Regions from separate parts of the Homo sapiens genome. Here all the other regions are linked to region 3. A link is a loop called in an ENCODE intact Hi-C map of the cell type or tissue named here. Cell type or tissue: dorsolateral prefrontal cortex. All regions are shown on one strand.

Region 1 (2,500 bases), 230 kb before region 3:
AACACATGAAGTTCGTTTTTGAAATCCAAATTTGAAGTACTGGTTAAGTAAAAACAAAGTATCAGTTTATTTTCATGGGAAAGATGAAAGCTCTCACATTCTGAAGGGGCTGTGGCTCTTCATTTCTTCCCTCCCTCCCTTCTCTTGCTATTGCTAAGCCTGACACTTAAATGTAGCTATGTGACACTCCTGTGCAAGCTTCTACTCCTGCAACCCCCAATCTTTTGGATTTCCTTAGGAATTTAAAAATTAGACAATAGGCCGGACGTGGTGCTCATGCCTGTAATCCCAGCACTTTGAGAGGCCGACGTGGGAGGATCGCTTGAGTCCAGGAGTTCGAGACCAGCCTGGCCGACATGGTGAAACCCTGTTTCTACCAAAAATACAAAAATTAGCCAGGGATGGTGGCGGGAACTTGTAATCCCAGCTACTACTCCGGAGGTTGGGGCAAGAAAATGGCTTGAACCCGGGAAAGGGAGGTTGCAGTGAGCTGAGATTGCGCCATTGCACTGCAGCCTAGGCGACAGAGCGAGATTGTCTCATAAATAAATAAATTAATTAATTAATTAATAATTAAAAAAAGGAAGGAGGGGAAGGAGGGGAAGCAGGAGAAGGAGGGGAAGCAGGAGAAGGAGGGGAAGGAGGGGAAGCAGGAGAAGGAGGGGAAGGAGGGGAAGCAGGAGAAGGAGGGGAAGCAGGAGAAGGAGGGGAAGGAGGGGAAGCAGGAGAAGGAGGGGAAGGAGGGGAAGCAGGAGAAGGAGGGGAAGCAGGAGAAGGAGGGGAAGGAGGGGAAGCAGGAGAAGGAGGGGAAGCAGGAGAAGGAGGGGAAGGAGGGGAAGCAGGAGAAGGAGGGGAAGGAGGGGAAGCAGGAGAAGGAGGGGAAGGAGGGGAAGCAGGAGAAGGAGGGGAAGGAGGGGAGGAGGGGAAGGAGGGGAAGAGGGAAGGAGGGAGGGAGGGAGAAAAGCCAGACAGTAAACTGGAGAACAAAAAACGCTCTACCACAAGAGGGCAGTAGACACCACCAGCGCGCAGGCCTCCCTCGGGATCAAAGGGAAGGCTCTGAGCGCGGAAGGAACCCCGCATTCTCTAATTTAGGCCTCTTCTTCAGGGATGGGAAGGAGATGGCTAAAGAGGTTCAGCGACTTACCTGAAACCACGCCGCCAGTGGCCCGCCTCTGTTAAAGGCTAACGTGCCGCCTAATTAAAGGGAAGGAAATAGGAGGCGCTGGCCGGGGAAGCTGGCTCACTTCTTCAGCACTTTGGGAGGCCGAGGTGGGAAGATCACGTGAGGTCAGGAGTTCAAGACCAGCCTGGCCAACATAGCGAGACCCCCGTCCCTATAAAAAATTAGATTAACAACAACAAAAAGAATTAGGAGGCTCCTTAGTAGGGACGCCCTTCCCCCATAACTTAATAGTCCAACAATGATGTGCAAGTCGCCAAAAGAAAGAAAATGTATGGGGAGTGGAAGTATAGAAAAAGCCGCACTGACGACCCAGGCCATCTTTAGGCCCCTGTGATGTGAATGGGAATGATTTTCAGAGTCTTTACCAAAATGACTACATTGTCAGAACTTCCCCGACTTCCCGCTTTCCCCCAGAGAATCACCCCTTCCCTGTTGAGGAGACAGGCAATCTGCCCAGAGCCCAGAGAGAAGATAATTTCTAACTTCCATACAAAAAAGCAGGGTGGTCCCATCAGGACAAAACTCTCCCTGAAGGAGTCAGGTCTGTATAACCCTCACCCGGGGGCAGAGATAGCCTGGAGCCCAAAGGCTGTGTCTGATCCCAGACCCTGTTGTAGGAGCTGGTGGGGAATTGCCACCCTCCGCAGTCCTCCCTACCCAGAGCCACAGAGCCCCAAAGCTTCCCTCCCAGCCTGGTGTTACCAGCGCTGAGTCCAGCCCTGCTCTCAGCCACCCCGGTCATTCTCTCCCACCTCATCCATCACCCTCTCCCTCGCACCCACTCCCTCTAGGGTCGCTGGATTTCCTTCTGCTCCTTGAATCCACTAAACTTTTCTCTGGCTTAGGACATTGGAGTTTGCTGTTCCTTCTTTCTCAAATGCTTTTCCCTACAGACCTCACACGTTCCGTGATCTGCTGGGCCAGTCTGTGTGGATCCTCACAGGCATCTCAAACCCAGGATGTTCCAAACTGGCCGAGGGTTTTTGTTTTGGTGGCACTGGATTGAACCATCTCCTCCACGAAGTCCATTTCCTCACACGAAGTCCGTTTCCTCATTTGTAAAATGAAGACAATAGCACCTACCTTACAGGCTTTTTGTGAGGATTAAATGAGAATATAAATATATATATACACACACACACACACACACACACATAGATGAATATATATACACATCCAAGTATATAGCAGCTGTATGTATATATTTACATACATACATATGTATATAGCATATACATGTATACATATAAAGCAAGTAGCACAGTGCCTGATCCATAGAACACCTCAATGAATGGAAACCTTTACAGTAAATGC
Region 2 (2,500 bases), 85 kb before region 3:
CCATATAAAGAAAATCAGCTACTCTCTTTGGTCCTAAGTCCCTGCTAAGTAAAAGGTATGATTGAATAATAAAGGAAAGAGGCTGCCTTTGGTAAGGCTTGCAGAATTAATTTCATGATCTTAGAGCCATACCCGTTTTGGGGATGCATTTCCTAACAGGACTTCCTGTTTCAGAGTACTGACACTGGTATGTTACTCATTAGCTATCATGGTGAAAAATCTCCCATCCTTGCATGGTGGAAAGTAAATGTTGCTGAGGCACAGGGCGAGTGAACATTAGCTTCTGCATGGCATCATAGCTGGGGAAAACCATCTATCTTAGTGAATGCCGTTTTTTAAGTTTTTATGATGTTAATGCAGTGGCTGTGCATGTTTCCTTCTATGGTCACAAAAATAAATTCTTCTGTTAATTTAAGTAAAAGTACAAATAACCCATTAAACCTATTAAGTCTTAAAGGCAAGATATTTTCAAAGCCGGCAATCATATGGTATAGGAGTAAGAAAAACTAAAGCAAAATGAAACATCCAAGGAATCCAATTAAATATGAATACTAGGACTTTTGGTATAATTAAATAGGAAGAGGAAGTAAGACATTAGAGAGTCTGCTTTAATGTTTGGTATTATAAACTGCACAGCTCCTGACACACAGAGCAACAACCCAACCACACAGAAGGTGGTCTACACCCAGCTCGGATGGCCGCAGTTACAGACGTCAGACTGGAATATTCACCTGGATAAAGAACACAAACCACTTTCACCAGCCCTCTGAAATCTAAGTAGAGACGCTAGTCTTCATAAAGAAATCTCAAATTTGAGGAACAAAGAGAAATTCCTCTGGCTTAGCTCCATGAGAAGATGCTGCATCCCACAGAATGCTGGGGTCACAGGACCCCATTTCCTACTAATTGAAGATGTGCCCAGAGTCTCAGATGTCTTTCTTTTCCTGAACAGCTGCATTCCAGTGATCTCTCCTGTTCCTCATCACGGACCGGCTTTAATTGATAGTTTAATAATAGAGCATGTTGGCGATTACATGACCAGCAGAGGGCACCAGCTATCTGGTGGAAATTCTACATCAGAAAACTTGTTTGGAATTCGTGGTTTTCTTTCCCTTCCTTGAGACTAGAAACTGTTTTCTGTTTGGACACGCGCTAGCATAGTAAAGGATTAGAGCAAAGAACATACTGCAATGTGGCATATCAATCACAGGTTAAAGAGAAACTTAGAATTAAAAGCTAGTCCGACTAAGTTGACCTCACACCCAAATTAAAACAGAAAAACACGGGCATGAATCTCCATTGTTCAAACAGCATCGTCTGACATGGTTACCAGCACTCCAAGGGTAGCAACCTGATCCCTAGTTAAAGAGCTCTACCGCCCTATTGTAATTTGGGACGTCTGCCCTGATTATCTGCAGGGGGATTAGCTTTACATAGGAGTTAGTGAGGGTTAAGAAGGTCAGGGTTGCTTCATCATTCTCCCTGAGCAGAATGTATAAACAAGGACTAGTGTACCTGTGGCGACAGCGGCGAAGAAACCTCATTATTTTTCGAGCAGCTTGATCCTGCTTTTTGGTTAGCAAACTGCTCCTGAAAAAGTCAGAATATTATTGTCACAAGAAGGTTACAGTAAAGCCCAATATGGAAAACTGGTCAGCAGTGACAGAGGACTCTGAATTAAGCAGTTCGTGTAGCAAAGCCAACAGCATATGTTAAAGATGTATACAATCTGAAGGGGGATGAGTGCGTATGCTGTTCCCATAGTATCGAGTCCGGGCATCACTAGAGGAGAAAGGAGGGTGTGTATAGGCGCTCTCAGCTTCAAGACAGACTATACAAAGACTGAAAATAAAATGTCACTTAAATATTCTTCCACAATTCATTATAAGCTCATTTTGCCACAAAAGGCATTCTGGCATTAGAGAGGCTTTCTTAGTTTACAAGGTGATTCACCGGAGTTGATACACTCTTTGGGCTATTTTGTAAATGTACTGATCAATATATTTTACTTGGCTCAACATTTTTATTACAGTCTCTAAAATGGAACAGCTTAACCCTAATTACTCTCCCAAGGTCTCACATGCAGTAATTCTACAATTTCACTCATTTCCCATTTGTGTCAAGAATAGCCTTGTCTCTAATCGGAATGTAGCATCATATACGTTTCAGTTACATTAGGATTAGGAACAAGTTCTGTTTAGAAATAACTCCAAGAATAGTTTTCATATTTTATTTTCACATTGAAAATCAGATTTCCTTCAGCCTCAAAGAGCATGTTTATGTAAAATTACATGAGTGCTGGCAGCGGGCTGTACTTTTTTTTTTTTTTCCTAAACAGGAAATGGGTTAAACTACTATAATTGAGTGGTAACTTTCTGAGTAGAAACTGGTGCTGCCAAATTCTGATATAAGGTAAAATTGGGTGGCAATATCAAAATAATTGGGTGGGAGGTGGAGAGAAAGAGCTAAATATTCAAAACCAGACTCAGCACAGGTGTAC
Region 3 (2,500 bases):
CAGCCTCTCTGGGTGGCATCTCCTTGCTAGGGGCCCTTCTGACCACAGCATCCCTTGTTCTGATGCCCAGGGATATTTGCAGCTCCGTGGAAGTGGCGGGGCATTGGGGGGAGTGGGTGCCTGGCTGAGAAGAGTGCCGGCGGACAGGTGGAGCCTGACTTTGGGATGTCTGGAAGCACCAGAAGGCCAGCTCAGGGCACCATCCCCCAGGATCCTGGGAAGTGGAAGAGCAGTGACTTCAAAAGGCCACAGACAGTTACCATGTGAGAAAAAGGGAAAAAATAATAACCGCAATCAACAGCTGCTAGCATGAGGCTGGGGCTGCTGCCGGGAACAAAGAACTGCAGAAATTACTGGAGAACATCAGGACCTTCTCCATGGAAACCGCCGCAGGACAGCTCAGCATCCATCCATTCAAGGGATGGTTCCCATGGCAACAGCCCGCCTGGCTGCGCTGAACTGGTGGTGACGCGCGTGCCTGAGGCTGTAATTGCAGGCTCTTCTGCTGCTGCAGCAGGAGTGTCAGTGGTGGGAGATGACGCAGGAGGGTTTTGGGGGTGGGGAGGGGGCACGAAATGCCATCTGAGGTCTCTGAGTCCTGAGATAAAGGGCCCATGTCTGATGCAGCCAGGGCAGATGCTGGGGCATAGGGGGACGCCTCTGGGGTGTGTGGTGGGTGTGTGTGTGTGTGTGTGTGTGTGTGTGTGTGTGTGTGTGTGTTGGTGACCAGCTGCAGCTGGAGGTGAAGGGGTGGACAGAGATAGGAGAAATGGGAGCAGCCTGTGGGAGGGAGGGCCACTCAGAGAAGAGACAGCAGGATGGCCCCGGCCATCGCATTCCTGCTAGGTAGATGCATTGAGGTTTAGAGCTGGGTGGGGGTGCTGAGTAACCGTTTAGCCAAACCCCATTTTGCAGACTGGGAAGTAGGGCCCAGGCCGACGAGCCTGCCTGTAGAGCCCTCCCTGAGCTTGGCAGAACCTGGCCAGATTGGACTCCTGATGCAGTCAGTGCACAGACAGGCTGGCAGGGAGGGGACAGGACGAGGGCCAGACAAAGGGAGAGAAGTGTCAAGAGAGAAGGTGCTCTCTCCTGTAGAACCCAGGATGGGGGCACCCCTGCTGTGGTGTGGAGACAGTGGCCTGGGTAGGAGAGGACAGCAAGGAGGAAGGGGCCCTTCACAACCTCTGAGGCCTCACTGTGTGGCCAGGTGGGGCCCCAAAGGGCCTAGCTGGGTGGCTTATGCGCATTTTCCAAATCAAGCTGAATTTCAGCAGCTTTTGGTTGTGGGTAACTGGAAGCATTGAGGGCTTCTGGAAAAGCAAGGCTGGCCGCTCCCTCTGCTGGGCTGCCAGGCTGCCAGGCTGCCATTGCGTTCCTGTTCCTGGGCCGCCCTCGTGTGGCGAGCTGCTGAACTGCAGGCCCAGAAAGGACAGAAGGAGTCAGGCCTGCTAATGTCCCACTCGCCAGGACACCCAGGAGGCTGGGGTGTGGGTCTGCACCCAGCCCAGGGCCTGTCTGACAGGCCAGGACCTCGGGAAAAGAGGGGACCCTCCTCCCACCTCCTGGCTTCTGCAAGACATTAAGGGCTCCAGGGCGCCTCTAAGTGTCCCGAGGACCAAATCTCCCAGGTCCTAGGACTGGGAGTGCCTCGAGGCCACCCCCTCTCAGCCATTTACACGTAAGGAAACTGAGCCCCAGAGAGTCAGGTCTCAAGGAGCCAGGACCAGAAGACAGCTCTGACCGTCCCCCCGCACCCTGATCCTGGCCTCCTCCCTGTCCCTTTGCATCGCTTTCTTAAGCCCAGGGTCAGGGGGCACGGGGAAGATGCCCAACTGGCCTTCATGGGGTGGGGTGGGGGGTGTGGTGGGCACTCCGAAGGTGCCATTGAGCTCAGAGTCACTGATAAGATTAGGAGGTCAGGGCCGGGTGTGGTGGCTCATGCCCGAAATCCCAGCACTTTGGGAGGCTGAGGTGGGCGGATCACTGGAGGCCAGGAGGTCAAGACCAGCCTGGGAAACATGGTGAAACCCCGTCTCTACTAAAAATACAAAAATTAGCTGGATGCAGCAGGGTGTGTCTGTAACCCCAGCTACTCGGCAGGCTGAGGCAGGAGAATCGCTTGAACCTGGGAGGCGGAGGTTTCAGTGAGCCGAGATGGCGCCATTGCACTCCAGCCTGGGCAAAAAGAGTGAAATTCCTTCTCAAAAACAAAACAAAACAAAACAAAACAAAACAACAACAGCAGGGGGGTCAGAAACACGGTCACACCAACCTATACCAAGAGGAAGCCCAGTCTGATCCTTCCGGGCTCTTCCTATCGGGGATGGGAGAGCTGGGGGTGTCTGTACACAGATTTTCTTAGCTTTGCCAGCGGGGAAGAAGGGTGAGGAAGTATGAGCCCCCTTCTTTGGTGTTCTCCAGCCGAGTGGGCCGTGGGCAGCCACCTCCCAGGCAGTGTCCAATCAGGGCCCGTGGTGCATGTGCTGGTCCCTGAGCACCC

The links. Hi-C counts contacts between places; a loop is a spot of excess contacts. Peaks named below come from ENCODE experiments on the same cell type or tissue, not always from the same donor. Only the 100,000 strongest peaks of a DNase experiment are listed, where the experiment ranks them.
Region 1: it touches region 3 in a loop (13-fold over the local background); 79 of 110 quality-filtered maps call a loop at or near these places.
Region 2: it touches region 3 in a loop (14-fold over the local background); 105 of 110 quality-filtered maps call a loop at or near these places.

What each region holds. Positions count from the first base shown.
Region 1 is chr1:7,901,448-7,903,947 of GRCh38, reverse strand. It overlaps a transcript of UTS2 not described here. Among named protein-coding and RNA genes, the nearest start is that of TNFRSF9, 38 kb to the left of the region's middle. In dorsolateral prefrontal cortex, a CTCF peak has its summit at 1,040 (motif pointing right); a DNase peak (open chromatin) is centred at 1,037; H3K4me3 peaks cover 346 bases.
Region 2 is chr1:7,751,549-7,754,048 of GRCh38, reverse strand. CAMTA1 (calmodulin binding transcription activator 1) reads right to left here. Exons shown (of 23, transcript NM_015215.4): 21 at 1,516-1,590. Among named protein-coding and RNA genes, the nearest start is that of VAMP3, 18 kb to the left of the region's middle. In dorsolateral prefrontal cortex, a CTCF peak has its summit at 1,047 (motif pointing right); a DNase peak (open chromatin) is centred at 1,038; H3K4me3 peaks cover 1,043 bases; H3K27ac peaks cover 1,799 bases.
Region 3 is chr1:7,666,609-7,669,108 of GRCh38, reverse strand. All of the region lies in intron 9 of CAMTA1 (calmodulin binding transcription activator 1), which reads right to left. Among named protein-coding and RNA genes, the nearest start is that of VAMP3, 100 kb to the left of the region's middle. RefSeq lists an enhancer at 1,099-1,288. In dorsolateral prefrontal cortex, CTCF peaks have their summits at 1,188 and 1,393 (motif pointing left); DNase peaks (open chromatin) are centred at 428, 916 and 1,368; H3K4me3 peaks cover 1,228 bases; H3K27ac peaks cover 1,822 bases.